2 separate regions of the Homo sapiens genome follow, and region 1 is linked to region 2. Evidence: chromatin loops called from intact Hi-C (ENCODE). Cell type or tissue: heart left ventricle. All regions are shown on one strand. Links, peaks and the distances in the headings refer to the core of each region. The heading gives the core; the rest is flanking DNA. Region 1 overlaps DCUN1D3 (defective in cullin neddylation 1 domain containing 3). Region 2 holds the start of REXO5 (RNA exonuclease 5).

Region 1 (16,452 bases), core at 4,702-12,701, 65 kb after region 2:
GCTGGTGCTCCTACATATTAACAATATAAAAAGCCCATCTTTTCAACTTTCATCTAAATAGTTTGTAGAGCTAGCTGGGTGCAGCTTTTTATTTCTTCCTACATATGTCAGATACCCAAAGGCCAGAGAACATAAGTACATGAATTCCTCAGACAGCTTTTCTACAGCTGCCAGGGGCTGAGGCGGTTGTACTGGCACAGCCATCCTCCGGAGAGTCTCAAGGACCACAGGAGCCCCTTGATCCCACCTGGGAGCAAGACTCTGAATGACCTGAGAAAAAGACGGAATATGGCTGGTGTCCATTTGTAAACTACTTCCTAGAAAGTAAATGTGCAAAAATAACAAGGAAGACTGAGGGAACACTTTAAATGCACAGTTGCTGCTGCCACTTCCAACTTAAGACTTCAAAGATCACCTTTGGAGATTAGGTCTTACCCAGAGCTACTTGGGAGGGAAAGTTGATCCCTCTGCCAAAGCAAACGAGACCCGTCTGCTTCTATTTTCCAGCTTTTAAAAGACTTTTTGTCCTAAAATGTACAGCAGCAACAAGCAACAGCAGTTCCAGTTAGGGTTGGGGAGGAACCCATGACTTTTTACATCAACCAATCTCAAAAGTGCAAAAGAAAAGAGGGAGGAAGGAAGGGAGAAAGGGGGTAGGGAGGACAGAGAAAACTTTTAAAAAAGAAAACTGGCTATGTTTCTATAAAAATCATCTTAGGTCACATGACTAAGACCAGCCAGTTTAGCATAAAGTCATTTCTTTTTGAAAGTGTTCTCAATGTCCCTCGCATTGCACCCTTTGAATTCACTACTAAGAATATATGTCCAGTTGAGGCCTCAGGACTGAAGCCAGTGTGGGCTGGCTAGAACAAATGCCTACTTGCCAAATACAGCCAAGCCAACACACGCACATACTATAAAGTTTCCAAATACCAAATAATGAACCATTTTTTTGGTCTCTGGGCTTCCAAACTGAGCTACATGTTTAATCCCACATAACTCAAAATAACCAAAAAAGGGCTATATCATTTCACTGACCCATACTTGAAATATTTTTTGCTGTCACTATTGATCTGGGCATTTCTAACTACCCACTTATGTGCAAGGGGGAGCATCATAAATGGGCACCAAATTTCTAGGTCATTCTTTGTTTTCACACCAGCTTTTCCAGTGACTTTCCCTGTTTAAAACCAGAAAGCCATCCTGGATTTGTACTGAACCTTAACTCTAATAAAAACGGCATGCCTGCTGCACTCTTCATCTCCGTTATAAGCTTGCAGCTTGTTTTATTCCTTAGGATGGAGCCTCAGTAGAGCCCACTGAAAGTAAACCACTGATTAGCACTAATACCCTCCTTCCAGTCAGCATATGGTTATCAGCCACCCTGGAGGTTTACCTGATTGTAGCTGATTAGTCCTCAAAACACCCAATTACCACATCAACTGCTCATTTTTCAATCACCTTCTGAGAACTTGGGAGTCAGCAACTCACTGAAAATTAGTGAACTGGAGATAAGGTTAGATTTTTGCATCTAAGTAAAAGGCAAGAAAGGAAATTATGAAATGAGTCCAAAGACGACGAAGGAACACAACATACAGATGATAAATGACTGCATCCAAATGTCTTAAAGGGCACCTGGATGACCACAAATGTAGATATGTGGTTTCGGGAGCCAAAGGCCTCTAAGTAGGCCTCAGGTTCACCACGTGGTAACCAATCAACCTCTTAATGTTTGCTAATTCTTAAAAAAAAAAAAAAAAATCTAAATCCATTAAGACCACATTTATCAGCTTTTTCCCCACGATGGAGGTTGACTGCTAATGCATAGCAGACAGGAAGAGGAAGAGGGACAGAAAAGATCCACACAATAAAAGAATTCCTGCTTTCAACCACATCAGTAACCTGGTCAGAAAAGTGAGGTCACTAGACTCTCTTTCCTGCTGGCAAATTCAAAAGTATTACATAATTATTTTGTGAAGTTTAGAAAGTACAGAGAGGCATAAAGAAAAAAAAAGCCAATCACTAATTTCACCACCTACGGTTAATATTTTGGAGTATATCCTTTCAGTCTTGCTTCACTGCGAATCACATCAAAAAGGCTAACCAGGCTAGGCGCAGTGGCTCACGCCTGCAATCCCAGCACTTTGGGAGGCCAAGGCAGGTGGATCACGAGGTCAGGAGTTCAAGACCAGCCTGGCCAACATGGTGAAACCCCGTCTCTACTAAAAATACAAAAATTAGCTGGGCATGGTGGCACATGCCTGTAATCCCAGCTACTTGGGAACCTGAGGCAGGAGAACTGCTTGAAGTGGGACCTGGGAGGCAGAGGTAGCAGTGAGGAAGACTGTGCCACTGCACTCCAGCCTGGGCTACAGAGCGAGACTCTGTCTCAAAAAAAAAAAAAAAAACAACTAACCAATCCAATGATCCAGTGATTCTGGCTCCAGGGATTTTAAGGAAGTGTTTTTAAATGATGGGGGAATGGGGAGAAAAGCAGCTTAATCCTAAAGACATCTTTCACTTATATCTAAATTTCCTCAATTTATTCTTTCAAAAGAAGATCAACTTCCTCCTCACACTCCCTCCAAGGAAAAGAAGAGGACAAAGATGATGACCATCTTAAGGTCTAATGAGTAACAGTCCCCTTATCAAAGGTTTAACATCAGGGGTAGAAGGGTCTGGCCCATGGATTGAGTGATTCACATTCCCAGGGAGCAAGAGGCTCATTCAAAAGAGAAATGTGGAATGCCTGGAAATGGTCAATGGGCTGGATTTAGTGTGAAGACTAACATGGGCTGTCAAGCTGCAGACTGGGTCAAAGGACAGATTTGTAGCAGACGTGTCTGCCTTCCCAGCATCCAGGCTCTTCATCAGGTGATTACCCAATTTTCACCAGCAGATCCTTTTCCCTCGCTCTCGGCCATATGGCTGGGTGGGGTTCATAAAGAACTATGGGACTCAGCCCCACCAAGGCCTCACATGCCCCTGGCTTTAATGACTGGACCCAGGATATGCCCATGACAAGCCAGCCAGACAGAATCTCAACCCTGAAAATACAGGAGGCTGGAGATGCTACCAGAAAGAGCTACCAGAGAAAATAAGAATGCCTAGGGGGTCACTGTGAGGATTAAATGGTCCCTGTTTATCACATGGGGCTCAGCTCAAATGCATGTAGAACCCAAAAATGAAATCACCAAGTGGAAAGCAGTATGAAGAGACAAAGGGAAACTGAATTTTGAAGGCATTATTTACACCCTGAATCCAACTGTTCCTAGAGTCAAGATCAAAGCCTGAACTTCACAGGTGTGAGCCAACAAACTCTCCTTTGCATAAGTTAGATATCAGGTTTTCTATCACAACTGAAAGAGTCCCTACCAAGACACAGCTATGTCACTCAGATCTCTTCTATTCAGAGAGCAAAGAGAGAGAAGATCTAATTGCCAGATGTTCTGATTCATGGTTCAGAACCAACTGACTAGGCCACAATTTCTAGTCGAATATATCATAGGACCCTTAGCTGAACAACAGGACCAATGATCCCAAGTTCATGAAAGCTGTCAAATTCCATTATAACTACGTGGACCAGTAGGATGCTATTTAAAAGATGGTATGACTAACTGGCTACAAGAATCTTTCCAATTGCAATTTTTACACCGTTAGACCTCCTTCAAGTAGATATGCCACAGAATACTTCAGGAGCTTTATTCTATTGTGTACATATTTGCTGTCATCATCTTGTTCCCAAAGAGGAACCCCGTCCCAGCATTCAGACACCATGTGAAAGGCTGAAAGCAAAAATCTCTCAGAAGTCTTTCTCTGTACAATAACATGATCAACCTTCCAGCTGAAACAGGTATTTGATCTAAACCATATCCCATGAAACTGAAAGCCCAAATCTAACCTGAACTTGGCTACCCTCTTGGTTTCAATTCCTATCACTGAGACAATTTCTCTTTGATTTTACATGCCGAAGAGCCTATTAAGAAAGTGTTTAAGTTTCAAAGACTGACAGGAAATGCTCATGTTTGCACATCTTTATTTGAATACGTTCTCTGCAGGTTGAAACTTGAGGCCCCAAGGTTTAGGCTTTGATTTTTTTTTTTAAGTTACTTATTTTCACAAATGCTCATGTAGCATGAGGCCCCAGAGTACATTAACATGTGCAAAGATAAGCAGGTAATTAAAAATGGAGCTCTATACCTGTTGGAAGGCACTGTGGTACTGCAAGCTTTGCAAAGTAAGACATCTGATGATTCGTTCCTGCCCACTTCCCACCCACATGACCTGCCAAAATTGCTGCCACCTAATGGCCACCACAATGCTGTCTATTAAAACCCTGCCCTAGCAGCTATGCCCTATTTTAAGAAACAACATAAAAAATTTATAAAATAAAGCAGCAGCACCATAAGTTCTTTCAGTCATCAATAAGTCTGAAGACTCAAAGACAACTATGGCCCCAGAATAAACTGCGTGCGCTCATGCACACACACACACACACACACACACACACACACACACACACACACAAATGTTGCATCCAACAATAGGGGGTCCATGAAATTACATGCAACTTTTCTGAATTGCGTTCAGTGTCTTGACTGTTCTGCAACCAACATTCAATTCTCTCACTCAAAAACCAGTTGCACAGATATTGCAGCTCCTTCAGCTGCTCCAGTATAGTCATGTGCCTTCCAGGAGGGAAAGTACATGCATTGGATGCAAAATGACTAGGTTTGTACAGCCCAGCTCTACCAACTCTCTAGCTCACACTTAACCATATTCCATCTCAGTCTTCTCAGTTGAAAACGGGAACTAAAACAAATCACTGTGAACTAAATGACTATATGCAGAAGAATAAAACTAGATCCCCTCTCTCACACTATATACAAAAATCAAATCAAAGTGGATTGAAGATTTAAATATAAGACATGAAACTATGAAACTACTAGAAGAAAACACTGGGGAAATGATCTAGGACACTGGTCTGGGCAAAGATTTTTTGTGTAAGACCTTAAAAGCACAGGCAACCAAAGCAAAAAGAGACAAATGGGGTTATATCAAGCTAAAAAGCTTCTACACAGCAAAGTAAACAATCAACAATGTGAAGAGACAATCCACAGAATGGGAAAAAAAATCTGCAAACTATCCATCTGACGAGGGATTAACAGCCAGAATATATAAGGAGCTCAAACAACTTAATAGCAAAATAATAATAATAATAATCTGATTTTTATTTTATTTATTTATTTTTTTTGAGACAGAGTCTCACTCTGTCACCCACGCTGGAGTGCAGTGGCATGATCTCGGCTCACTGCAACCAATCACCTCCGAGGTTCAAGTGATTCTCTTGCCTTAGCCTCTCGAGTAGCTGGGATTACAGGCGCATGCCACCAGGCCCAGCTCATTTTTGTATTTTCAGTAGAGACAGTGTTTCACCATGTTGGCCAGGCTGGTCTCAAACTCCTGACCTCAGGTGATCCGCCTGCCTCAGCCTCCCAAAGTGCTGGGATTACAGGCTCGAGCCACTGTGCCCGACTCTAATCTGATTTTTAAATGGGCAAAAGATCTGAATAGATGTTTCTCAAAAGGAGACATGAAAATAGCCAGCAGGTATACGAAAAAATGCTCAACATCACTAATCATCACAGAAATGTAAATAAAAGCCACAACGAAATATTATCTCACCCCAGTTAAAATGGTTATGAAAAAAAAAAAAAACAGAATAATGAATGGCAAGGATGTGGAAAAATGGGAACCCTCGTATACTGTTGGTGGAAATGTTAATGAGTATAGCCACTATGGAAAACAGTATAAAGGGCCCTCAAAAAACTGAAAATAGAACTACTGTATGATCCAGCAATTGCACTACTAGGTATATGTGCAAAGGAAAGAAAATCAATATACTGGAGAGATCTGCACTCCCATGTTTATTGTAGCATTATTCACAATAGCCAAAATATGGAATCCACCTGAGTGCCCATCCATGGATGAATGGATAAAGAAAATGTGGTACATATACACAATGGAATATTATTCAGCCATAAAAAAGTATGAAACCCTGTCATAGGCAACACGGTTGGAACTAGAGGTCATTACGTTAAGTGAAATAAACCAAGCACAGAAAGACAAATAGCACATGTTCTCACTCATGTGTGAGCTAAAAAAGTGGATCTCAGGAAGAGAGAGACAGTTATCTTCTCTAGGTAGTTACCAGAGGCAGGGAAGGGGAGCGGGAGGGGAGATGAAAAGAAGTGGGTTAGTGGGTACAAACAGAAGTAAGACCTAGCGTTGGAAAAATCAGTAGGGTGACTCCAGTCAACAATAATCTAATGTACATTTCAAAATAGGTGGAAGAGAATAATTTAAATGATCCCGGCATAAAGAAAAGATAAATATTTAAGGTGATATAATATCCCAATTACCCTGATTTGATTTTTACACATAATGTGAATGTATCATATTATCACATGTCTCAAAACTACATATATTATTTATCAATTAACAAAAAAATGGGACTGAGTTCTGCGATGAAAAAAAAAAGGTCACGGTGAAGAATAAATGGCTGCTTCATATGAGATGGGTCTCAGTTCACGTGCTGACATGTGTTCCATGTTCAACCAATCCAAATGCCACTTCCCTCTAATTCAGCACAACGCTGTTTTACTTCTTCACGGCACTTACAACTCTGTGAAATTCTAATTTGCTGACTTATTTATTGCCTGCTCCCTCTAATAGCAGGCATTTTACCTGCCTTATTCGCCACTTTACCCTGTGCACCTAGGCTATGTGGCACATGGCACATTGATAAGTATCTGTAGAAGGAATAATAGTCACTGATACTGAGCACATGCTCTGTACAAGGCTTTATTGCTTTAAATATATTAACTCGTGATTGAATAAATGCTGAATCTGAGATGTTTAGCACTTTCTCACACACAATTAATACTCAATAAATGGTAGCTATTTATACCAATTCAAATTATAGGATGATGTCAACAAACACTCAACAGGAAAGAGTAAAGGGAGTTGAGTCCTAAGAATGCAGAACTCAATTCAGTTCTCAAGAGCTGATTTTTTCTTTTTAGAGACAGGATCTGGCTCTGTTGCCAGCCCAGAGTGCAGTGGTGCAATCATAACTCACTGTTAACTTCAAACTTCTGGGCTTAAACGATCCTCCCACCTTAGCCTCCCAAAGCAGCTAAGACTACAGGCACATGGTGCCACACCCAGCTACTTTTTTCATTTTTATTTTTGTACAGACAGGGTCTTGCTATGTTGCCCAGGCTGGTCTCGAACTCCTGGGCTCAAGCAATCCTTCTGCCTCAGTCTCCCAAAGCACTTGGTTTATGGGTGTGAGCACTGGGCCCAGCCCTGATTCTTAAGGTCTATTTTTTCTTGGACTCCCCCCATTCGAAGCACCCACTACCTTCAGAGAGGAAAGAGAGGAGAGGATTATCTTATTACTCCAATTATTCTTTACCTTATGAGTTTCTCAGATAATGTGATACAAACACAGCTTCTCAGCCAGCAGTACACAGGTCCATCTCTCCTCACTTCACAAGCTAATTTTCACCTCAAATACAGCAAAAGCCAGAATATGAAGCTGACATAGGGAGATGTTCAACCTGTCATGTCTCTTTTTGACCTGTACCTCAGGATCTTAGAAAAAATTCACATTAATGGAAATCACTTCTGCCTCTCTTTTCAGTCAGGGTGTTATGTCCAAGGGTTTACTGAAGCCACAGCCATGCACTGCACTCTAGGAAGACCAAGGGGCTCACCAACTGGGAACACTCCAGTGAAAAGCCTCAGGCTGCTGGTCTGAACTGCATCTTCCCCACCTCAACAAATAAAGGCATCATATTTAAGGTGTCTAGAGATGCAGGAGCAACAGCCAGCAGCTTTTTTGAATACTGCATACTACTTGCTTTAAATACGAATTCAACTGCTTAAAACACAAGGACTCATGGCCAGTGTTACACCTCTTGAGATGTTATACCACTGTTCACTTGATGACAGAGTGACTTTTAACTTGGAGGGCTGAAGCACATACCTTATCAAAGAGGGTAAGTGATACAGACAATAAAGGTCCTCCATCTCTTTACAGCCACCAGAGACAATGAACTTTGTTTCACATGACTGCGAGAAAGGCCAACAACTAAAGTCCTCAACGGGGCCCCCAAAGCCAGAGGTACTTGCTGAGAAAGCAAAGGGCAGATTCCACCTCCGCTGGCTGGCAGACCCACACATTCTGCTTAACCATGTGAAACAGCCAGCTCTTACTCTGCCCGCCCCCAGGCCCAGTTATGATATTTGGGGTAGAAAGAGAATAGCAACACCGGTGACTTTTCTAGGAGGCTGTTTTATAAAAACAGAGCTTCCAATTTTAGGCCTAAAATTGAAAAGAAAAATAGCCAGAATTAGAAGTCTGTTTTAACACAATATATTGAAAATTACAAGTTTAAACACTGGTAGCTGGAGACGGGGTATCACACTACCACATGACTTCTCAGTGAGTCATAAAAAATAGTACCGGCTTGTTTAACAGTGATCGTCCACCAGTGACAGAATTAAGAAGTCCGCTTGTGTCAAATGATGGAAAACCAAACTGATACCCCTCTTGTGTTTGTTTCAGCAGTGGCAGAACTGACACAAATGAATTGCAGCAACAATCTACAAGACAAACACTGATAAACCTTTTTTGAGGCTGGTCAAAGAGGAAATGTTTGAAACCCTGAATATGACTCATTTTTCAGAAGTCAGTTTAACAGGAGAAAAAAAAATCTCTAAACTATTAATAAATCACTAACTGAAATATTTCTGGATTGCTAACATCCAATCTTGATTAGCATACCTTTGTGTCAAAGCAAAAGCCAAATGCAGGCATTTAACAAGTCACTACCCTTTCAGTTAGGAGAATCGCTCTGGTGGAACTAGATGAGAACAACAAAAATTAATCTTCAGGCATAGATGGATACTGTCATGATAATAAGATAATAAAGACCTCCCCAAAGGATTTCTGGGTATCATAAATTATATAACAAATCCACTTCTGCCAGGCAGCCAAGATTAACTCCTATTCACCCAGGTTATGACTCGGTATTGCCAATGGGCTTATTGAAGTGGAAGTCTCATTATCCACCACTGCTCAGCAAAAGGCACAGTCATCTTTCTCATTGCAAATCAATTTGCTGACACCAACTACTCACTGTAAGAGAAGTCAACCTAATAATCTTAAAAACAACTTTGACACTTGTTTCTTCCAGGCCAAAAACATATTTTAAGAACCAGAAAAGAAAATGTTCCGTAATTTCTCCCTCCCAGTAAGTCCTTAAACCGAATTTTTTAAGTGCCTAAGATGACATTTTATTATAATATACTTTATTATGTCTATCGTGCGTCCAAGGCTTAAATGCATTACACATTATTTATTCCCTTGGGACAAAAACATTCATGGCTCCCAAGCAAATAGTCAAATATAAAAAGTACATAGAAGAGAAAGGCTGTTGTCATTTTAGTGACAGCATCTTAGACTGCAAGCTCCAAGAAGACAGGGAATGTGTATGATGACACAAAAAGGGTCAACTTGGCATAATGCGAAGGCTCACACCTGCAGACCCAGCACTTTGGGAGACCAAGGCAGGAGGACTGCTTGAGCCCAGTAGTTCGAGACCAGCTTGGGCAACATAGGGAGACCCAATTTCTACAAAATCACAAATAAAAAAATTAGCCAGCCTTGGTGGTACATGTCTGTGGTCCCAGCTACTTGGGAGACTGAGATAGGAGGATCCCTTGGGCCCAGAGGGCTGAGACTGCAGTGAGCAGTGATCATGCCTGGGTACTCCAGCCAGGGTGACAGAGTAAGACCCTGTCTCAAAAAAAAAAAAAAAAAAAAAAAAACAGAAAAAAGAAAAAAGAAAAGAAAATGGCTAACTGGCATCTAAGAGATACTTTCTAAAGAATCAAATGGAAAATAAGCACCTACTATGTCCCTAGTGCACTGCACAAATCTACCTAAATGCAGAGTACTACCACTTTTACATAGTAACATCCACAAATAGTTTCCCAAGGTTTACTACGTACCAGGCATCATTCTCAAAACATTTTTACACATATCAACTAATAAAACAATCCAACTCTCCAATAATAATACCCTAGGAGATAGTAAGCAGCAGAGCCAAAATTCAGACTCTTAAATTAAGGATGCTTTTCAAAGCTATTTTTTTTTAAGCCTGAAGGTTTAAATTGCTTCTTTCAAAACAGCATACTCCGATAGAGTGGTTTTTTGTTTGCTTTGGTGTGCTAAGTCTTTGAGTCACTGAGAAATGAGAGTTTGGACTATACAAGTAGTTTTCAAACTTTAACTGCAACCTTCAGTGAGAAATATATTTTATATCCTTACCCAATGCACACATATAAAGCCATGTACAACTCAAAGAAAAGTTCCATGAATATTTAACCTTTTAAATATTTACCCAAGCCTGGGCAACACAGCGATACTCTGTCTCTACAAAAAAATTTAAAACAATTAAGTGGGTGTGATGATGTACACCTCTAGTCCCAGCTACTCAGGAGGCTGAGGGGAGAGAACTGCTTGAGCCCAGGAATTTGAGGTTACAATGACCGATGAGTGTGCCACTGCACTCCAGCCTGGGTGACAGAGCAAGATCCTGTCTCAAAATAAATAATCTACTCAATATTTACCCTTACTTCTATGATGCACTGATTTGCACTATTTGTTTTCTTTTTTTCCCATTTTGTTTTTAATTGTTGCTTATAACCCACCAATGAGATATGACCCATAGCTTGGAAATCTCAACCAAGCTTGATAAACGTTCCCTCCATCACCTTTATTGTGCCTGAAACAACGTTAGGCATTTTACAGTCATGATAGCATTTACTCTCCACAGCTACTCTCGGAGGTTCCTATGGCTATCCCTATTTTACGGATGAGGAAATAAGCTCAGAACTAAAGCAGCTTATGCAAGCCCTTAGCCTGTGACAGAGACAGAGGAAATTCACCAAACTGCTCCCCTAATTTCAAACATCCTTTCAGTTAGGTGGGGAAATGTGTTTACTTTTTTATTTTTTGAGACAGAATCTCACTCTGTCACGCGTGCTGGAGTGCAGTGGTACAATTTTGGCTCACTGCAACCTCCGCCTCCCAGGTTCAAGCGATTCTCCTACCTCAGCCTCCCAAGTAGCCAGGATTACAGGCGCATGGTACCACGCCCAGCTAATTCTTGTATTTTTAGTTGAGATGGGGTTTTGCCGTGTTGGTCAGGCTGGTCTCAAACTCCTGACCTTGTGATCTGCCCGCCTCAGCCTCCCAAAGTACTGGGATTACAGGCATGAGCCACCGTGCCCGGCCTAGTCTTATACACACTGTTACCACTGCTCAGAATCCCTCCCCATTCCTTTCTCTAGTCTTTCATGCCTTATGCTGGGATTTTACTTCCCACAGGACTCCTTCCTGACTGAGAGCCTCTCTGCCCCTGAGCACCTTCATTTATAACATTGCTATTTTTTTTTTTTTTTTTGAGATAGAGTTTCGCTTTTGTCACCCAGGCTGGAGTGCAATGGTGCAATCTCAGCTCACCAAAACCTCCACCTCCCGGGTTCAAGCAATTCTCCTGCCTCAGCCTCCCGAGTAGCTGGGATTACAGGCATGTGCCACCACACTCTGCTAATTTTGTATATATATATATATTTTTTAGTAGAGACGGGGTATCTCCATGTTGGTCAGACTGGTCTCGAACTCCTGACCTCAGGTGATCTGCCCACCTCAGCCTCCCAAAGTGCTGGGATTATAGGCGTGAGCCACCATGCCCGGCCAGCACTGCTATTTTTACAGCACTGGTTTTACAACATTTTCTAATTGTCACTATCTTATGTTCCAACCAGACAATAAAGTCCTTAAGAGCAAGATCTACAATAGGCACTAAAAATTATTGGAACAAGTAGCTGGCAACATATAAACACATTTCTTCTTCCTGAAACACGATGTGTCCAATCCTAGAGTCAGTCTTTCAGAAAAATTCAGAATACATACGCTTCACTTTGAATACAACCATGAAAGCATTACATTTTGGAGGCCAACATTTTTTAGCTTACAAAACTGGTTTTTAGTTTCAGAAGTACCCTATGAATGGTCCACATTCTGTCTGAGAATGCCAGTCTTTTGCTTATAGATTTCTAACTTAAAAATAACAGTCTGGTTCTTCTTAGGGAGAAAATATCTTGTACAGGTTGAGTATCCCTTATCCCAAATGCTTGAGACCAGAAGTGTTCTGGATTTTGAACTTCAGATTTTAGAATATTAACATTGTACTTACCAGTAGAGCATCCCTAATATGAAAATCTGAAATCTGAAATTCTTCAATGAGCATTTCCTTTGGGCCTCATGTCAGGGATCAAAAGTTCTAAATTTTGGAGCATTTCAGGTTTCAGAGTTTCAGTAACTTCAGTACTTTAAAAGTGTGTTTTTGAAAGTTTTGTTCTGGCCGGATGCGGTGGCTCACGCCTGTAATCCCAGCACTTTGGGAGGCCGAGGCGGACGGATCACGAGGTCAGGAGATCGAGACCATCCTGGCTAACACGGTGAAACCCCGTCTCTACTAAAAATACAAAACATTTAGCCGGGCATGGTGGCGGGCACCTGTAGTCCCAGCTACTAGGGAGGCTGGGGCAGGAGAATGGCATGAACCTGAGAGGCGGAGCTTGCAGTGAGCCGAGGTCGAGCCACTGCACTCCAGCCTGGGTGACAGAGCGCAACTCCATCTCAAAAAAAAAAATTTTTGTTCTGTTAAACTGCTATCATAATTGAAAATTCTTTTGCTTAAGCTGGTTGTATCAGAAGTATTAAATACTGGAGATCTTTAGAACTTTCTGTTGAGTGAATCAATTGAAGTACTGTATGAAAATAGCAAATATGCAAATCAGAAAGGGGAGGAGCTTAGGCCAAACTGTTCAGAAGGAAAGAAAAACAGGTTTCCTTCCAAATGGGGAAAAGGCAACTGGAAAGATTTTTACCTGTTGCACAACTTTTTATTATCTCTTTCTGCTAGGCCAATCAACGATTGAGAGCTGTGAACTTGGAAAAGCAAATGCTCTGATAAATTAAGCAACTCCAGCTCTTTGACTAGGAAAGTTTTAAAGTCAGAGTTAAAGATTAAGTCTTCAATTAAACATTTTTATTTTTTTACTTGAAGTTGCCATGAATATTCAAGTTTCTAACATCCTAAAAGGGCTTTATTTTAGGAGTGAAAAGATTCTGGATAAACTAAAAGGTTATTCTACCATGAGAAGACCGCGATAAGTGGTGCTGGAACATGTAAGAATGGCTTGTAAAGGTACTGACCTCTGCCACTATGTTGTACATCTTTCCTTCTGACTCTGTTATATGTTAAGTTTTTAAATGTGTGGTCTCGAATGCTCATACTTCTTATGGAGATTATACGACCATGGAGATAATCATTTGTATGACTAGGAAAGAACAGTCTTCTTTCATGTGGCTTTCATCTTTAAAAGCCCAACTGCTCAGCTACCCACAAAAGATCTTAACCAAGACAAACTGATCCAATGGCAATTTCCCAAGAAGAGAAGAAAACAAACAGCCCCACTCTAGCTTTGCAAAACTTGGTCTGCAGACCAAGGGTGAATGTCACAACTCGGCCCCTCCCCTTTCAGAATGTATCCAGACTCATCAACCATTGCCTACACATAATGACTAACTTCCATACCACAGGAAATAGGCTGTTCTAGAAACCTGACATCTACAAGTAAGGTGGTCTTATAATTGTATATCCAAGGAGTTGCTTGGTTTGAACTCAAAATCTGCTCAAAGGATGCTTGCTGCGTGTCATCAATTAGATCTTAGTGGGAAGGCAGACTTGTAATCCTGCAAAACACAGCCTTCAGTAAAAGGCTTTTTCCACCTTGCCAATGTGCCCAATGACACAGGTCACGACACCTCTCTGAGACAAGACAGTAAGAATGACAAAATCGAAATTTACAAAGTATGAGGAATTGAAGCACAGATCCCACCTCAGTTGGGGAACATTTGAGAGTTTCTCATTATGAAGTCATGTAGAAACCTTGTATTAAATAAATGAAGTTCGAGGTTGCAGGGAACCATGATTAGGCTACTGCACTCAGCCTGGGCAACAGAGTAAGACCCCATCTCAAAATAAATAAATAAAATAAATTAGGAGAATAATGTTGGGCTATATCACTGCCACCATTTTGCTTTTTTTTTTTTTTTTTGAGACGGAGTCTGGCTCTGTCACCAGGCTGGAGTACAATGGCACAATCTTGGCTCTCTGCAACCTCTGCCTCCTGGGTTCAAGCAATTCTCCTGCCTCAGCCTCCTGAGTAGCTGGGACTACGGGCACCCGCCACCATACTCGGCTAATTTTTGTATTTTTAGTAGAGACATGGTTTCACCATGTTGGCCAGGATGGTCTCCATCTCTTTACCTCGTGATTCCGCCCGCCTCAGTCTCCCAAAAGTGCTGGGATTACAGGTGTGAGCCATTGCACCCGGCATTTTGCTCTATTTTAACCTAATCTTCACTAGTAACACTTGGCACAGGGACCTATCAGACTTGGATCCATCTTTATAGCAATTTTTTAAAACTAAAATCTGAAACACTAAATAACTTATTACAAGGAGCTATACCAGATCCATGGCCCTTTACAGCGTGTTAACTCAGAACAAGATCACTTGCAAACACAGACCAATCCCCAACTGTAGATAATAAAAGATGACAGTGTAAAGATACACAGAAAATGTTTAGGGACTACAGGTAATTAAGGCTTTAAAAAAAAAAAAACATAAACTACATCTGAAAGCAGCTTTTTCGGCTTCTATTGCTTAACAGAGATTTCCATTTTATTCTGGGTTTTACTGAAAAAGCAAGTGCCTCCCACAGTAGTCTGTATCATTTCTACTACTACTCGTTTCCCTTCTCAAGACCCCACTATGTTGAATTATGAGCAATATGACAAAGTGAAATGAGATTTTAAATACTGCCTGCCTCAGTGTTTAACATCATTTTAGGGCACATATCCCACTGTCCCTTTAAAGCAGTCACCAGGAAGAAGTAATCTACAGGTCAGCTCTTGAGATGGGACAGAGCCTTGAATCCATGCACTGGCTTGGGTTCAAGAAGCAATTAGGCTTTTTCTCCCACCCCAACAGAACAAGTCAGACCCTAACTTTACTTCTAACATGGGGAGTCCCAACAGCAAACAATGAGGAACTGAGGAGCAATCCAGGTAGCCGGGAAACTGCTAAAGGTGAAAGAGTAAACAATATTATTCATTTTTTCATTGAAAAAAAAAAAAAAGGCCACCAATACTAATGGCTATGGTATTTTAAATTCTACATAACCTACTTGTGGGTATTTTTGTCACAAATGCAAAAAAAGAAATTTGTCAATTTGCTTGAGTTAGTCAAGTCTTTATTTTTTTGCCTGAGACTTCTGAAGGCAAGTCTTTAAGTCCTGAAATCGGGACCTGCTCAGCAGTGGCCATCACCACAAAGACTTCATTGAATAAGGTGTGGCGCTGCACTAGAGTTACTGAGTCTTGGAACCTACAAACTTCAGCCATTCATATCCCATCTTTACCATCCCATCTACTGTTCACCTAATATTTTTCTTAAAAGCTTCTTTAAAAACTGCATCTACTGTTAAATAAAAATGATAGAAGACCATGGTTCTGGACTAAGCTCCTGCACTAGGCTCCAAGAGACCAGACTAAAAATCAAAATGGAGTCATTCATGCCCAAACTAAGTTTGTTATCTGACCTTCCCAGAAACCAGGAGAAAGAGATAACATCCAACTTCCCAAACTCCATGTTTAAATCTTCAACTGGCACGATAATGAAGTTCCCTAGTTTTAAACCTTACACACAAACACACACAAAAGTCTGAAGTAATCTAATGTTAACTATTCAGTTATTTCTCTATTGTTCTGTTTCCCTGTCCTGCCTTACAAGAAAAGCAGCTTTAAAAGGACTGATACACTCTTTGTTCTTTGCTTCTGCTTTCTTCAGCCCTTCTGTCTATAAAGCCAACTCCTGCTTTAGCTCATCTAAACACTTATTCTATATTATGGAATGAAACATTGCCCAATTCTAGAATTGCAATACAGCCAGTTGAGATCTGGAAACTAAATTGGTTGCAATTTTGTCTTTGACATGACTTTAGTATCATCCTAAGCACTATTGTCCATGAATTCATAGGTGTGATATGATAGTTATGTTTTCATTCATACACATTAAAAAACAGAACTAGTAGGCTGGGCGCTGTGGCTCACACCTGTAATCCCAGCACTTTGGGAGGCCAAGGAGGGTGGATCGCCTGAGGTAAGGAGTTCAAGACCAGCCTGGCCAACATGGTGCAACCCTGTTACAAAAATTAGCAGGGCGTGGTGGCGGGTGCCTGTA
Region 2 (16,452 bases), core at 4,209-12,208:
GGCCACACAGTCAAGGCCCCAGGGTTCGTCCGCCTCGGGCTCCTGTCACCCTCGGGTAGAAGGTGGCCCAAGGCTGAAGACCGAGGTCCAGGGAGGCGCCTTTCCAACCGTGCCAGAGAGGGCAGGTCGCAGACGCCGGGGCTGCGGGGAATAGAGGCCCTCACCGCAGATGCCACCTGCCGTGCCCTGCTCTGCGGCCAACGCCAGCGCTGGACCCGGAGCTACCCGCCCCCGACCCGGAACTCCCTCGAGTACCGCGCGAGCCGCTTGGTCGCCATTCCCGACACTCCTTGCTTTTCCAAGTCCAGCTGCCGGAAGTCGCTCGACTTCTACTTCCGGTCCGTTCAAAAAGCCCGCGAGGCTGAGGGGCGGTTGTTGTTGGCAGCTGTGGCTAAGGAGGGGAGAACCTCTGCTCCCCGCCCGTCTTCTCTTCTGCGTTTCCCGGGCTAGGGGGCGTGGGGAGTGGTTTTAGGCGGCGAAGCCGCTCGGCAGCACCTTCCTTCTTTGCCAGGCAGACGCCCGTTGTAGCCGTTGGGGAACCGTTGAGAATCCGGTAACCGATGCGGACGGTAAAGCCGTTTGGGTTAGAGCGGCGCGGGTGTCCAGTCCGCGGAACGGGGAGATCGTTGGCACCTTCGCTTTTTTAGGGGAACGGGGATAGTTCGGTAAACTGAATTGAGAAGCGGATCCGAGGGAGGTTGAAAGCTGTCAAGCCCGTGTAGCTCTCCCGCTAGGAGGCGGCACGCGGGGGAATAGGGGCGCTGGAGTTTCCCCAGCTCTACCTCATCTTTCTCCACAGCCATGGAGCCAGAGAGGGAAGGGACCGAGAGACACCCCAGGAAGGTCAGGGAAAGCAGGCAGGCCCCAAATAAGCTGGTCGGGGCAGCTGAGGCGATGAAAGCCGGTTGGGATCTCGAGGAGAGTCAGCCCGAGGCCAAGGTGAGCAACGGGGATCCCGAGCAGGCGGCCCTAGGCGGTTTGGAGCTCCCGGACCCTCGCCCAACCGCCGTCGGGGGCACTGGATTCGGGCGGGCTCTCCGCCCTGGCCTCTCCGAACCTGATCCCTGATCATTAAAATGGGAATGAGTGTAATACCACCTTCCTGCAACAAGGCTGTCATTGGCTGTCACTGGGATAGTGAGTCGGCCGAGTGCGGTGGCTCATGCCTGTAATTCCAGCACTTTGGGAGGCCGAGGCGGGCGGATCACGAGGTCAGGAGTTCGAGACCAGCCTTGTCAACATGGAGAAATCCCCGTCTCTACCAAAAACACACACACAAAATTAGCCAGGCGTGGTAGTGGGTGACTGTAATCCCACCTACTTGGGAGGCTGAGGCAGGAGAATCGCTAGAACCCAGGAACCAGAGGTTGCAATGAGCCAAGACCACGCCATTACACTCCACCCTGGACAACAAGAAAGAAATCACGTCTCAGAAAAAAAAAAAAAAAAAAAAAAACTGGGATGGTGGGCCGGGTGCAGTGGCTCACGCCTGTAATCCCAGCAGTTTGGGAGGCCAAGGCGGGAGCATCATTTGAGGCCAGGAATTCAAGACCAGCCTGGGCAATATAGCAAGGACCCCATCTCTTAAAAAAAAAAAACAAAAAACAAAACAAAAAAAAAACTGCCTGTACATAATAGGAATGTTCATCGATATCCTGGGGCACAAAAATACAATTCCTTGCCCTCGTGCAGTTTACATTCCAGTAGGGCGGGGGTCCCCAACCCCCTGTGCACAGACTAGTACCTGCCTGTCCATGGGGTCCCCAACCCACTGTCCACAGCTGGCCTGTTAGGAACCGGGCCACAAAGCAGCAGGAGGTGAGCGGTGGCCGATAGAACGTTACCCCCTGAGCTCCACCTAGGCATTAGATTCTCATAGGAATGTGCCAAACCTATTGTGAGCCCTATTGTGAACTTTGCATACGAGGGTCCTAGGTGGCATGCTGCTTATGAGACTCTAATGATAAATGTAATGCACTTGAATCACCCCGAAACCATCCCCCCAGCCCTTCTCCCAGTCAGTGGAAAGATTATCTAACACGAAACCGGTCCCTGGTGCCAACGGTTGGGGACCGCTGCAATAGGGGAATAAAAAGGCTGATTATCCCTATCATCCTTACCATTTACTGAGAACTAAATATACTTCATTCATCCCTTCAGTCGTTCATTGGGCTTTTTTGTTTGTTTTTGTGTTTGAGACAGGGTCTCTGCTCTGCTGGACTCAGGCTGGACTACAGTGGTGTGACAAGGATCCTCCTGTCTCTGCCTCTTACAGGCATGAGCCACTGCACCCAGCTATTCATTGGTTTTTATTGTCTGCCATGTGCTGGGGCACTGACCTAGGTGCTTGGGGTACATCAGTGAATCAAGTTCACTGCCCTAGTAGGTCTTATATTCTAGTGGGCAGAGACAAATGATAAAAATAAGTTATAATATGTGAGAGAGGGATTAGGGATGTGATTTTTTTTTTTTTTTTTTTTTTTGAGGTGGAGTCTCCCTCTGTTGCCCAGGCTGGATTTGGCTCACTGCAACTTTTGCCTCCCAGGTTGAAGTGATCCTCCCACCTCAGTTCCACCAATTAGATGGGACTACAGATGTGTGCCACTGTGCCAGCTAATTTTTCTTTTTTTTGTAGAGACGGGGTTTTGCCATGTTGCCCAGGCTGGTCTTGAACTCCTGGACTTAAGCGATCTGTCCACCTTGGCCTCTGCAAGTTCTGGGATTACAGGCATGAGCCACTGCTTTTTTTTGTTTTTTTTTCGTTTGTTTTTTTTTAAAGAGAGACAGGGTCTCCAACTCCTGGGATCAGGAGATTCACCTGCCTCAGCCTCCCATAGTGCTGGGGATTACATGTGTGAGCCACTGCACCCAGCTGAAAATTTTTTTTATTAAAGTGGGATTCCAGTTTTTTTGCCTATCAAATTTGCAAAAAAATGTTTAATGTTTATGTGGTTAGTGTAAGGAGATTGACAATCACATATTTTGTTATGTTGAAACAATCTCAAACTTTTAGAAAAGTTGTAAGAATAGTATCAAAACCTCCCCTCAACCAACATTTGAAAGTAGTTGCTGACACAATGGTCTTTTTCTACCCACCCTCAAGATATTTTATTATATATTCTCTATAAACCTACATAATCACAATGCAACCATCAAAATTGGAAATTACCATGGATATATCATGACCATCTACTCCTCAGATGCCATCCAAATTTTCTGTAGTTGTTTGAATAACGCTTTTTAGCAATAAGATCCAGTCTAGAATTGTGTTAAATTTAATTGTCATGTCTCCATCAAACAGTTCCTTAGTCTTCCCTTGATATTCATGACTTTACTGCATTTGAATAATCCTGGGCCAATTATTTTGTTGAATGTCCCTTAAATTAGATTTGTCTGTTTCTTCATTGATTAGATTCAGGTTATATACATCTTTAGCAGGAATATCACAGGAGTGATACTCTGCTCCCTTGCAGATTGTACACAATTTGATTTGTCCCATTATTGGTGATATTAACCTTGATAACTAGATTAAGATAGTTTCTACTAAAGTTCTCTAAAGTTATCTTTTTCTCTGTGTAATTTTCATTCTTATTTTTTTGAGACAGGATCTTGCTATATTGCCCAGGCTAGTCTGGAATTCCTGGGCTAAAGCAATCCTCCCACCTCAGCCTCAGTGTAGCTGAGGTTACAGGCCCAAGCCACTGCTCCCAGCTGTCTGTAATGTGCTTCCTCAAACACTTTGGGCTTATGCATTTACTTTTTTATCAGTATGATGAACTCAGTGGTACCTATTTTGTTCAGTGTGTTACTATCTTTTACTGGATTGTGATGCTTTAAATATCCAAGATTTTGTCATTAAGCTAGCTTCTGTGGCCTTTTGACATGACAACATCATTCTTTGAGCATGTCATTACTTTCTGGCACAAGAAGATATTCCAGGCTCATATGTGCTTTCCCTGCCCCAAGCCTGGAATCAGTCATTTCTCTTAGGGTACCTGGTTCTTTTTAGTGTAGAATGATATTTAGATTTGGGTGCTATGGTGATGTTAATACAGATGCTTCTTCACTTAAAATAAGATTACGTCCCAATAAATCCATCGTAAATTGAAAATTTTGTAAGTTGAAAGTGTATACACACACACATACTTACATTTAAATATTTTTCTGTATTTTACTTATGTGAATTCACATCAGTATCTCCACTTTAATCCAAATCCAGTAATACAGGGTTCATTCTATTCATTCTAGTTTTCTCCTTTTTTTTTTTCTTTTGAGACAAAAGTCTTGCCCTGTCACCCAGGCTGGAGTGCAGTGGCATGATCTCTGCTCATTGCAACCTCTCCCTCCCAGCGATTCTCCTACCTCAGCCTCCTGAGTAGCTGGGATTACAGGCACCCACCACCACGCCTGGCTAATTTTTGTACATTTAGTGGAGATGGCGTTTGACCATGTTGGCTGGTCTCAAATTCATGACCTCAAGTGATCTGCCCACCTCGGCTTCGCAAAGTGTTGGGATTACAGGCGTGAACCACCGCGCCCAGTCCATTTTCATATTTGTAACTTCCTTCACTAACAATGAGAAACCCGACACCCAACATCTTCAGTATATTTGATCAATCCTTATTGCTGCCGCTGACCCACCCTCACACCCTCTTGACTCTGCTTAGGCTCTGTCACCCTGCACTGGCTCCATCACCTTGTACCAGGTCATCTTCCTTTGTGAGCACCCTCATCCTATGACAGGTGGCTGCCACCATCCCTCTCAGGTTTATACCCTCATCCTGTTCAGGCTTTAAACCCTGCAACAGGCCACTACTGTCCCTCAGCATTGATGCCCTCCTTACCCTAAATAGTTTCTGACATCTGATGTCAGGACTCACTGCCCTCCCTTCCTTCCTGTATGGGTGACGTCCTTGTGCTGCTGAGGCTTTGACACCCCACACCAGAGCACCCTCCTGCATGAATGTCCTCAGCTTCTGCTCCTAGTCCTGGACTGTCTCCTCTACAGGACACCTTCCTCACCCAACTCAGGCTCTTGACATCCCATGCCTGGCAACCAGGGTTACTCACCGCCATATAGACTCCATCTTGCTCAGTCTCACCTTATTAATCTCATGTTTTTATTTGGTAAAAACAAACTGGCATATTCTTTCAGGAGTTCATTTGAACCAGGAATTGATCCTAAGAAAGTAGATAGATGTACAAAGGTGTCTGTACAAGGATGTTCATCATAATGTTGTTTGTAATTTAAAAAACCAGTGTTATCAATAGGGAATGTTTTTCAGATATATTATAAATTTTCAGGTAAATTTAGAAAATGGACTATTATTCAAGTATTAAAATTGATTTTTTTTAACTGATATGGAAAGATACAGCTTAAGTTCGGGAGTAGGGAGTTGGTTTCAAAAAAGAATGATTGATAAAATCCACTGCGGGCTGTATAGTATAGAGATAAGCCTGCATTCCAGTCTTGGTTCTATCATTTATCTGTCTCTCCAATTTATCTGTAAAATGGGGATGATAGTAGTACACACTTACAAAGTTGTGAGAATTAAATGATTTAATGCATGTAAAATGATCAGAACTGTGTTTCGCTAATGTAAGAGTTTAACATTAGCTTAAGGCCATGGGAATACATTAGCAATAATATCTAATGTTTATTAAGTACTTATGTCAGGTACTAGCCTCAGTACATTGTACTTGAACTATTTCATTGGTCCTCCCAATTATTTAATGAGATAAAATTATAATTACTCTCTAGATGAGGAAACTGAGTCTTAGAAAGGCTATGGCACTGGTCCAAGATGATGATGATGGTCCAAGGCTATGGCACTGGTCCAAGCCTGGTGTTTGAACTCAGGTAGTATGACTAGGGCTTGAGCTTCTAACCGCTATGCTCTGCTGCCTCGCAGACCAAAACGAAAGTGGTGATTACCTCTAAGTTGTACTTTTATTTTAATTATCTCTGAGGTGACTTTTATTTTCGTTTCTCTGTATCATTTATTTTACAATTCTCTGTTAATGAGTCTTTTGTAACAAACACGAATTACTTTATTAAACAAATATAGGCTGGGCGTGGTGACTATAGGCCGGGCGTGGTGGCTCATGCTTGTAATCCCAGCACTTTGGGAGGCTGAGGAGAGCAGATCGCTTGAGCTCAGGAGCTCGAGACCAGCCTGGGCAACATGGTAAAAACTCATCTCTACCAAAAATACAAAAAAAATTAGCCAGGTGTGGTGGCATACATCTGTGGTCCCAGCTACTCAGGACACTGAGGCAGGAGGATCGCTTGAGCCTGGGAGGCAGAGGTTGTAGTGAGCAAAGATAGCGCCACTGTACTCCATCCTGGGTGACAGAGTGAGACTCTGTCTCAGAAAAGAAAAAAACAAGTATAAGTTCAAAGCCTTTTTAAAGGGGTTGGGAGCTTTGCTGAACTCTTGTTGCCCAGGGGATAAATTCTGATTCATTAGCTTAGGCCGCATTGATCTATGATCTGGCTCCTGCTTCCCTCTCCTCATACCTCCACTACTATGCAACATGCAATCCTGGCTCCTTGCCAAACCATACTACATGTTGAATGCGATGTTCCCTCCAACATGGCATTGTTTTCAAGGCTCAGCCTCAGTATTTTCATCTCAGTAGCCTTCCCCAAACTCTCTAACCCCTAAGGCAGTTAGACTCCTTGTTCTCATAGCTTTGTAATAGCACTTACCCACACTGTGTTGGAATTAGCTATTGCTTTCTCTCCCTAGTAGAATGGACTCTTTGAGAGCATGAATTATGCTTTATTTATCCTATTCCTAGCATGTAACCAAGTATCTATAATTCAGTTTTGTGTCAATGATAATTACTTTATTAATAATGTCATACCTACCACATATTGTTATTTTAGGCCATCATTTTCAATTAATTAGCACTTCCTTATGTTAGAATATACCTGTATGTTAAAGTAATCAGAAGCTAGAATAATTTAACTTGCTTTGTTGGTATTCTTGATAACCAATAATGGCTTGCTACGCCCTGATTAATCTTTGCAGAAAGCCCGCTTATCTACCATTTTATTTACTGACAACTGTGAAGTAACCCATGACCAGCTGTGTGAATTGCTGAAGTATGCAGTTCTGGGCAAATCCAATGTTCCAAAACCCAGGTATGAGATGAATTTAAATGGTGGGTATTGACCAGCGGTTTCTTTTTTTTTTTTTTTTTTTTACCTCTCCCAAGCTCCATCATTCAAACCAGAGGTTTCAAACTGGCTTATCGACAGTATTTTTTTGCTATGCAGCATGTCCTGAATTTTTTATGATGGCTGCCAAGTGTTAATTCTGGAAATTCCTATATAAAAATCTACATTTTCTTCTTCCAAAAACTCAAAGATGGCAGCTATCCCTATATTCCCACATGGCAATAATTTGTCAAAGCTGAGTGGTGGTCTCCCCCTTTATATGGGACATGTATACTACAATGTCCTACCTGGCCTGCTTCCCATATTTACAGTATCTGTCTGGCTACTATAGATATTTTAGTTTGTTTCCCGTGTTGCAGACTCAGCTGAAATAACAATGATCTGTGAAGAATTCCAGTTAATCTTTTTTCTTTCTTTTACAAATAAAAGGCAAAGAGAGCCCCGGCATAGTGGCTCACAGTTATAATCCCAGCACTTTGGGAGGCCAAGGTGTGAGGATCACTTGAGTCCCAGAGTCTGAGACCAGCCTGGGCAACATAGCGAGACTCAGGCCCTACAAAAAAAAAAGAGAATCTTACTGTTCTGATATTGTTGGTGCCATTATTAAGTGTCTTATGAAAAATATTTTGTATGTATGCAAATAATACACACGTCTTTCTGGGGGAGGTTGTTATGAATTGGCTAGCTACTTCGAGAACTGTCTTCTCCATCAACAATTACAGCCATCAGTCTGTCAGTTTATCTAAAACTGTTTTTTTTTTTTTTTGGTAGGTTTTATGTCTCTATTGCAACTACCCAACTTGGCCATTGTAGCCCAAAGCAGCCATACATAACACATAGACAAATAAGCATGACTGTAGTTCAATAGTCTTATTTACAAAAATGGGTGGAGCAGGATTTGACATTTTTTTGGTGGGGGATGGAGCCTCGCTCTGTCACCTAGGCTGGAGTGCAGTGGCACGATCTCCGCTCAATGCAACCTCCACCTCCCAGGTTCAAGTGATCCTCTTGCCTCAGCCTCCAGAGTAGCTAGGATTGTAGGCTCATACAACCAGGCCCAGCTAATTTTTTTGTATTTTTTTTAGTAGAGATGGGGTTTCGCCATGTTGCCCAGGTTGGTCTTGAACTCCTGACCTCAAGTCATCCACCTGCCTCGGCCTCCCAAAGTGCTGGGATTACAGGCGTGAGTCACCGTGCCCAGCGAAAACTGAATTTCTTAAAGCCAGCCATTTGATTCCCTGGTTTAGGAAGGACCGCAGAGTAGGTTGGTATCTTAGGGATGACTTTGTAAAGTGAGCTTAGTTCTGATTCCAAACAAACCTTAATAGGACTGTGAATTTAAATGCATTGCATTTTGCTTGGTATTTTACTGGATTTGAATACAACAAGTATTTATCTCTAGGGATCTTTATTTGAATTCTGTGCAATAATGGCTGTCTTCCAGTTCCAGGCAGACGGTGAATGGTGATAAATTCTATTAACTCTCACTCACTGCTTTTCCTGCGCCTTCTCCCCTATTTCCCCTCTATATGACTGTAACTGACTTAAGGCCATCTGTCTTAACTGTGTTGGTTTGATTTCTTGGCAGCTGGTGCCAGCTTTTTCATCAAAACCACCTAAACAACGTAGTGGTTTTTGTTCTGCAGGGAATGAGTCAGCTACACTTTTACAGGTTCTATTTGGAGTTTGGATGTCTTCGAAAAGCATTCAGACATGTAAGTTAAGAATACTTTGTACTAGGGGCTGAGTCTGTTTTCCCATTCTGAGACTAATACATGTGTCAGGGACCATGCTCCTTGGCAACCTAACTGAACAAACAGTAGGGGATATAGAAAGCAAAAAGACCTTAGAGGCCTCATGTAGATTTGTCTCTGATTTTCTTTGGAAATCTAGGCAAACTCTTATTCCCAGGTTATAATCTGTAGCTCCTAGGTTGATATTGTTCTATTTTATTTGGGCTATGGTGTTTTCAGAAATTGTAAAATATAATACAAGCTGAGTTTTCTACCTCTCTTTAAAAAAATCGCAAGATTGGGCACCCTTAAAACAGTATATGGAACTGAATAGCAGTTGTCATCTTTAAAAAGAGGCACCTGCTGTCCATTTTCCCGTAGCCTCTTCCATTTCCTAGTGACCCATTTCATCCATTTATTCCTGAAGGCATTTGAGTTGGTGAGCCCTAATTTAACCTCCCTGGGTCACCATTTTTTTTGCTTTCATTTATTGAGCACTTCCTGTGTATCAGGCTCTCTATTAACCACGGACCACCTGCTACACGTATCATCTTTAATTATCACAATAGTCTTATAAAATAGATACTTTTTAATTTCCATTTTGTACATGAGAAACTGAGTAACTTGCCCGAGTTCCAGCTAGTAAGTGGTAGGGCTGAAATTTAAGCCCAGGTGAACCTGAAGCTGAAGCTCTCAACCTTTTTGCCGTGTGATACCATCTATTCTGATGGCAATGGCATGCTTTCCAATGAAATAATAGATTTGGAAGAACTTTGAAAATACAAAGGGACTTTTCTTGTCTAAGTTGTATATTTCTGTAAAGTTTGTCTATTTTACAATATATAATCATAGGGATCAGTTAGTGTTGTGTGGCTTCATTTACTTAGTCACTTTTCTATATTAAGGAAACAGTTCTTATTTTAAAATGCTAACAATTACTGTCTAGAACTTTCAAAGCACTGAGGTGACAATAAAAGTCCAGGCCTTTCACAGTATTTTAGCTGTTTTCAACCATTTTTGTAAAACCTGTTAATATATTTTCAGAAATTCCGCTTGCCTCCACCATCATCTGATTTTCTAGCTGATGTTGTTGGGCTACAAACTGAACAAAGAGCTGGAGATCTGCCCAAGACAATGGAAGGTATAGCTATGATGCTGGTTTGATGCTTTGCTCACTCTAAAAGATACGGATATGATTGTAAGTAGGTTTAGCACAACAAAACTCAATTCTAACTAGCTTAAGCACAAAAACAATTTTTTTTTTTTTTGAAACGGGGGTCTCACTCTTGTCACCCAGGTGTGAGTGCAGTGGCGTGATCACACGGCTCACTGCAGCCTTGACCTCCCAGACTCAAGCAGTCCTTCCACCTCAGCCTCCTGAGTAGCTGGGGAACTACCAGCACAGGCCACATCCCCAGCTAATTTTGTTTGTTTGTTTGTTTGTTTGTTTTGAGAAACGGGGCTCCACTGTGCTGCCCAGGCTGGTCTCAAACTCCTGAGCTCAAGTGATCTTCCCACCTTGGCTTCCCAAAGTGTGGGGATTATAGGCATGAGCCACCATACCTGGGCCACAAAAACAGTTTTTTTAAGGAAAAATGGGCAGGTACTCAGGGAAGTTAGATAGCAGGAACCACAGCCAGGGTTCATGTCTCAGAAACAATCTGGTTAGATAGCTAAGGATACCTGGGTATCACTGATGTTGGACTCTTATGAATTACTGTGAATAATTTCTAAACTGTCACTGGGTCTTTGTACCCACCAGTGTACAGGTGGGAAGGAAGATCTTGCCTTTGACTAATATAAGGGATACCTGCTGATACTACTCACAGTGAAGAATAGGCAGGAGGTTTAGATACTAGCCAGCTGAAAGATTCATGATAGCAGTGTGTTTTTCAAACTGTGGGTTGTGTCCTATTGGTAAGTTATAAGTAATCTTTTTGGTTTTGCAGGAAGGTGAGTGATAGAGTAGTATAGGACTTATCAGAGTTAGTTGCATATAGTAAGGTTAGGTATTGTTCAATGATACTCTATTTTGTGTTCAGAAATAATTAATTGAATAATTGCACTGAGGGAACATGAAAAAGTAGTGAGGAGTAACTTGATTTCTTATCTCCTCTAGAAATGTGCTTGCATTATCCTCTGTCCTAATCCCCACTTCTAATTTTCTATCTTTCTGTTGTTCTCTTCTTCTCATGGATGCCCATTTTTGATCTGCAATTGTATTTGATTTGATTTGCACTGTATTTTAAACATCTGTGATTAAATCACAGAGTAATCATTATGAGATTCTAGGTTCAAGTAAAAGCATCACGTTGCAAAAGAAAAGATGTAATCAGGAAAAAGAAATCTGACATGTTTGAAGAGTACAGCTTGTTGGACATGCTGAGAAGAATAGGAGGAGGTGGTGATGAGAGACAAAGCTGGAAAGGCAGATTAAAGCCATATCCTGCAGGCTTTGTTTTTATTTTATGTTTTATTTTTATATTCTGTACCAGCCACGGAGAGACAACCTACAGGCTTTGAATGTCATGCCAAAAGAATTTGGATTTTATTCTGTAGGCCTTGAGGAGCCAGAGAGGTTAGGGCAACTTCTCCATCCTCCTAAGTATTTCACTTCATTTTCCAGTGCTAAATATCAGAGTCCCCAAGGCATAGTCCCTCGCACTCTGATCTTCGTTAATCAGTCTTTCCTTCGGAGCATTCATCTGTTCTTGCCAAGTTTACCTATTAGTTTTCTTTGAATGACTCCTGTATCTTTATCTCTAGGTCTGATGCCCCAGATTGCAGGCCTGCATTCTCAACTGCCTGCTGAATATTCCAATTGCTATTTGGATATTCTACTGTCCTCAGTCATAACATAGCTAAATGCGTTTTTCTCATCCTCAAATAATGGTCTCTTCATATTCCCTCTTGTTGGTGTCATTTTTCTCTAAGACACCAGTGTTGAATTTTACAGTTTTCTTTTGGCTCCCTATCCCCAAACTGTCTGCATGCCTAATTCCCTTTGCTCCTATAAATCTCTATTCAGATGTCAATTTAACAGAGACCTTCTCAGCTCATCCTATACAAAATATATGACAGTAACCCTTTCCCTGCCCCAATATTTCCTATACTTTTCTCCTCCTTTTCTTCAAAGCCCTTATCTTACCTGATATATTACGTATTTATTTGTTTATTATCCATATTTCCAACTATAAGTTAAATGTCATGAGGAATTTTGTTGGTTTTGTGCATTGGGGAATTCCTAGTGGCCAAAACAGTGCCGGCTACATAATAAAGTTATAAATATTTAAATATTTTGCTGGCTGAATAATTTTTTCACCATGTTCTACCAGTTTTTCATGTATGTTTTATATATCCCTTTTTCTCCATAGCTTCCACTATCTTAATTCAGATGCTGTAACAACTTCTTTTTGAAACAGAGTCTCGCTCTGTCGCTGAGGCTGGAGTGCAGTGGGATGATCCCAGTTCACTGCAACCTCTGCCACCTGGGTTCAAGCGATTTTTGTGCCTCTCAGCCTCCTGAGTAGCTGGGACTACAGGCGTGCACCACCATACCAGCTAATTTTTGTATTTTTAGTAACGACAGAGTTTCACCATGTTTGGCCAGGCTGGTATTGAACGCTTGGCCTCAAGTGATCCACCTGCCTCAGCCTCTTAAAATGCTGAAAGTACAGGCGTGAGCCACTGCACTTGGCCTTTTTTCATCAACATTTATTTTAAGTTCCTGGGTACATGTGCAGGATGTGTAGGTTTGTTACATAGGTAAATGTGTGCTGTAGTGGTTTACTACACAGATCAGCCAATCACCTAGGTATTAAGCTCAGCCTCCATTAACTATTCTTCCTGATGCTTTACCTCCACCAACCCCTCTGACAACCCCAAATGTGTGTTGTCATGTGTCCATGTGTTTTCATCATTCAGCTCCCTCTTATAAGTGAGAACATGGTGTTGTTTGGTTTTCTGTTTCTGCATTTGCTGAGAATAATGGCTTCCAGTTCCATCCATGTCCCTGCAAAGGACATGGTCTTGTTCCTTTTTGTGGCTGCATAGTATTCCATGGTGTATATGTACCACATTTTTTTTTATCTGATCTATCATTTATGGGCATTTGGGTTGATACCATGTCTTTTCCACCTGCGCATATCTTTATAATAGAATGATTTATATTCCTTTAGAATATACCCAGTAACATGATTGCTGGCTCAAATGGTATTTCTGCCCCTAGCAGATGCTCATAATTTTTTGGCCAGAATTATTGTAAAGCCCTTTCTAGCCTCTTTCTACTTCGCTTTCTTTCTTTCTTCATTTCTTTCCTTTCCTTTCCTTTCTTTTCCTTTCCTTTCCTTCCTTTCTTTTCTTTCTTTCTTTCCTCCTTTTTTTTTTTTTTTTTTTAAATTTAGGCTGGGCGCAGTGGCTCACACCTATAATCCCAGCACTTTGGGAGGCTGAGGCAGGTGGATCACCTGAGGTCGGGAGTTGGAGACCAGCCTGACCAACATGGAGAAATCCCATCTCTACTAAAAATACAAAATTAGCCGGGCGTGGTGGTACATGCCTGTAATCCCAGCTACTCAGGAGGCTGAGGCAGGAGAATCATCTGAACCTGGGAGGCAGAGGTTACAGTGAGCCGAGATCGCGCCATTGCACTCCAGCCTGGGCAACAAGAGCGAAACTCCGTCTCCAAAAAAAAAAAAAAATTTAGAGTCAGGATCTCCCTCTGTTGCCCAGGCTAAAGTGCAGTGGTACAATCTAAGCTCACTGCAGTCTCAAACTCCTACATTCAAGCGATCCTCCTGCCTCAGCCTCCTGAGTAGCTAAGACTTGCAGTTATGCACTACCATGCCTGGCTAATTTTTGTTTTTGTAGAGACTGGGTCTTGCTCCGTTGCCTAGGGTGGTCTCAAACTCCTGGACTCAAGCAATCCTCTTGCCTTGGCCTCCCAAATTGCTGGGATTACAGGCATGCCATGCACCCAGCCTCTACTCCATTTTTTACAAATCTTTGAGGTTGATGTTTCTTAAAACACTGCTTTAATTACATCACTTCCGTTCTCAGGAGCTTTTTGTGGCTCCCCATTACGTATTGAATGGTGGACGAAAGTTAATTATGCTCCTGTCTCAACTTTGTTTCCTATGCTCATCTCTTGCACAGACCTTTCTTTCTTCATTACTGGTCTACTGACAAACCAAGTTTACTCTACATTTCTGTCTTGCCTGGAATGTCCTCTTCTACTTATGATACTTTGGCTATTTTCTTTACAAGGATCAGCTACTCACTTAGGTCATCTTGAGCAAATATTGTTTGAAGAAGGATGTATGTGGGTAGAAAGCCAGCAGGAACCTAAGTGCCCCTAGTAAAAAGATTTTCTCCAACCCTTTCATAGCATCTACTTATCTGTGTATTTTCTTTTCTCTTCTGACTAGTCAGTTCTCTCTCTTTATATATATATATATATATATATATATATATATTTTTTTTTTTTTTTTTTTTTTTTTTTTTTTTTTTTTGAGACAGAGCCTCGCTCTGTTGCCCAGGCAGGAGTGCAGTGGCACAATCTCTGCTCACTGCAACCTCTGCCTCCCGAGTTCAAGCAATTCTTGTGCCTTAGCCTCCTGAATAGGTGGAATTACAGGTGCATGCCACTACACCTGGCTAATTTTTGTGTTTTTAGTAGAGATGGGGTTTCACCATGTTGGCCAGGCTGGTCTTGAACTCCTGACCTCAAGGGTTCCACCTACCTCAGCCTCCCAAAGTGCTGGAATTACAGGTGTGAGCCACTGTACCTAGCCCAGTTCTTTATATTTTTTAGTGAAAATCCTTAAAGCAGGCGGTCTGATGAACTTAACTACTTAAGATTTTCCCTCTGAGAACATGTCTTGATAAGGAATATCAAGTCATTGGTCAATCTATAGATGATCTCTCTTGAGCCAGGTCATACCCTTAATCCAATCAGTAATGGTCCCTGGTTAAAGAACAAGCTTTTGCTGCTTAAATAGGTGGCTGAGGGTGGAGTATATTTAGCTAGAATGAACCATAAGGGAGAGACAGGCACTGTAAAGAACAGGTTGAATATACCAACTATCTGAATTCTGTCTTTTTTTTAAGACTCAATCTTTTCCTTTCTTGATCTCTGACACTCTATTGTGAAGTATATTCCTCCTCCTATCCCTTTACTGTTTTAGCTCATTTGGGACTTCATTTTCTCTGTGTTTTTTTTGTTTGTTTGTTTTGAGACGGAGTCTCGCTCTGCTGCCCAGGCTGGAGTGCAGTGGCGCGATCTCGGCTCACTGCAAGCTCTGCCTCTCGGGTTCACGCCATTCTGCCACCTCAGCCTCCCAAGTAGCTGGGACTACAGGCACCCACCACCACACCCGGCTAATTTTGTTTTTGTATTTTTAGTAGAGACAGGGTTTCACCATGTTAGCCAGGATGGATGGTCTCGATCTCCTGACCTCGTGATCTGCCTGCCTCAGCCTCCCAAAGTGCTGGGATTACAGGCGTGAGCCACTGCACCCTGCCTTTCTGTGTTCTTATAATTGTAATAGATTGCAAGCCCCTAAATGGTTGGGGCTGAGTTTTATACATCTTTTGATCTTCCTTGTGCTTAGCCTATACAACCTTAGGAGACATTTCTTCTAGGGTTCTTAAACACACATTCTAATATACGTTCAATTGTTTTTCTTTCAGGGCCTTTACCTTCTAATGCAAAAGCCGCCATCAACCTTCAGGATGATCCCATCATTCAAAAGTATGGCTCTAAGAAAGTGGGCTTGACCAGATGCCTTCTGACAAAGGAGGAAATGAGAACGTTTCACTTTCCATTACAAGGTTGGCTTAGGCTTACTCTGATATTGCTAACAATGTAAGAATATCTAACAGCTTATTTAAATACTACTGTTTGAGATTCATTTATCTGGCTGTTTTCTGAGTGGCTTATTCTTATTTCATCTTCTATTAATGAGGAAATATCTTCGGCACAGTGTATCTCAAAAGTGTGTGATGTCTACCGTGATTGGCAAAGTGATGATTTTAGGTAGTACATGAATGTGACATTAAATAGCATTGAAATAATATTTAATAAGAAAGTTATTCCCTTTCCTTTTCATTCAGTTTTCTTTCATTTCTTCTTAATATATTAAAAACAGTCAGTATGTCTTTAACATTTTAACACTTTTCCAGTACTTCTAATTCTCCTCCCACACTGCCCCCATATTTCTTTAACAAATAGAGCAGGTCTAGGCTCGGAGCCTTGGTCAATTATATAGCAAGAATTTAATAAAAGTACTTTGATTTCATTTTATTTTCTTTGTTACCTCCTAATTATAGCAATGATAATTAAATTTCCTTTTTTAAAAACAGATATAATTTAACATACCACACAATTCACCCACTTAAAGTTACAATTAAGTATTTTTTACTATGTTCACAGAGTTGTACAGCCATCACCACAATTTTAGAACACTTCTATCATCCCAAAAGAAACCCTGTATTATAATTTCCCTCCAACTCCCTGAGCCTTTGACAACCGTT

The links. A loop is a pair of places that touch in the nucleus more often than their neighbours do. Peaks named below come from ENCODE experiments on the same cell type or tissue, not always from the same donor. Only the 100,000 strongest peaks of a DNase experiment are listed, where the experiment ranks them.
Region 1: it touches region 2 in a loop (13-fold over the local background); 4 of 110 quality-filtered maps call a loop at or near these places.

The regions. Positions count from the first base shown.
Region 1 is chr16:20,870,730-20,887,181 of GRCh38, forward strand. The region is part of intron 1 of DCUN1D3 (defective in cullin neddylation 1 domain containing 3); the gene reads right to left. Among named protein-coding and RNA genes, the nearest start is that of DCUN1D3, 21 kb to the right of the region's middle. RefSeq lists enhancers at 3,634-3,733, 3,984-4,203, 8,274-8,343 and a silencer at 4,850-4,929. In heart left ventricle, for the core only: no CTCF peak of the experiment used is centred there; no DNase peak of the experiment used is centred there; H3K27ac peaks cover 1,637 bases.
Region 2 is chr16:20,806,153-20,822,604 of GRCh38, forward strand. It overlaps REXO5 (RNA exonuclease 5), which reads left to right and starts at 375. Exons shown (of 20, transcript NM_030941.3): 1 at 375-553; 2 at 800-939; 3 at 7,038-7,150; 4 at 8,775-8,901; 5 at 9,964-10,060; 6 at 15,610-15,750. The coding sequence starts at 802. ERI2 (ERI1 exoribonuclease family member 2) reads right to left here and starts at 320. Exons shown (of 9, transcript NM_001142725.2): 1 at 256-320. The coding sequence starts at 278. RefSeq lists enhancers at 1-461, 210-319, 1,040-1,179. In heart left ventricle, for the core only: no CTCF peak of the experiment used is centred there; no DNase peak of the experiment used is centred there.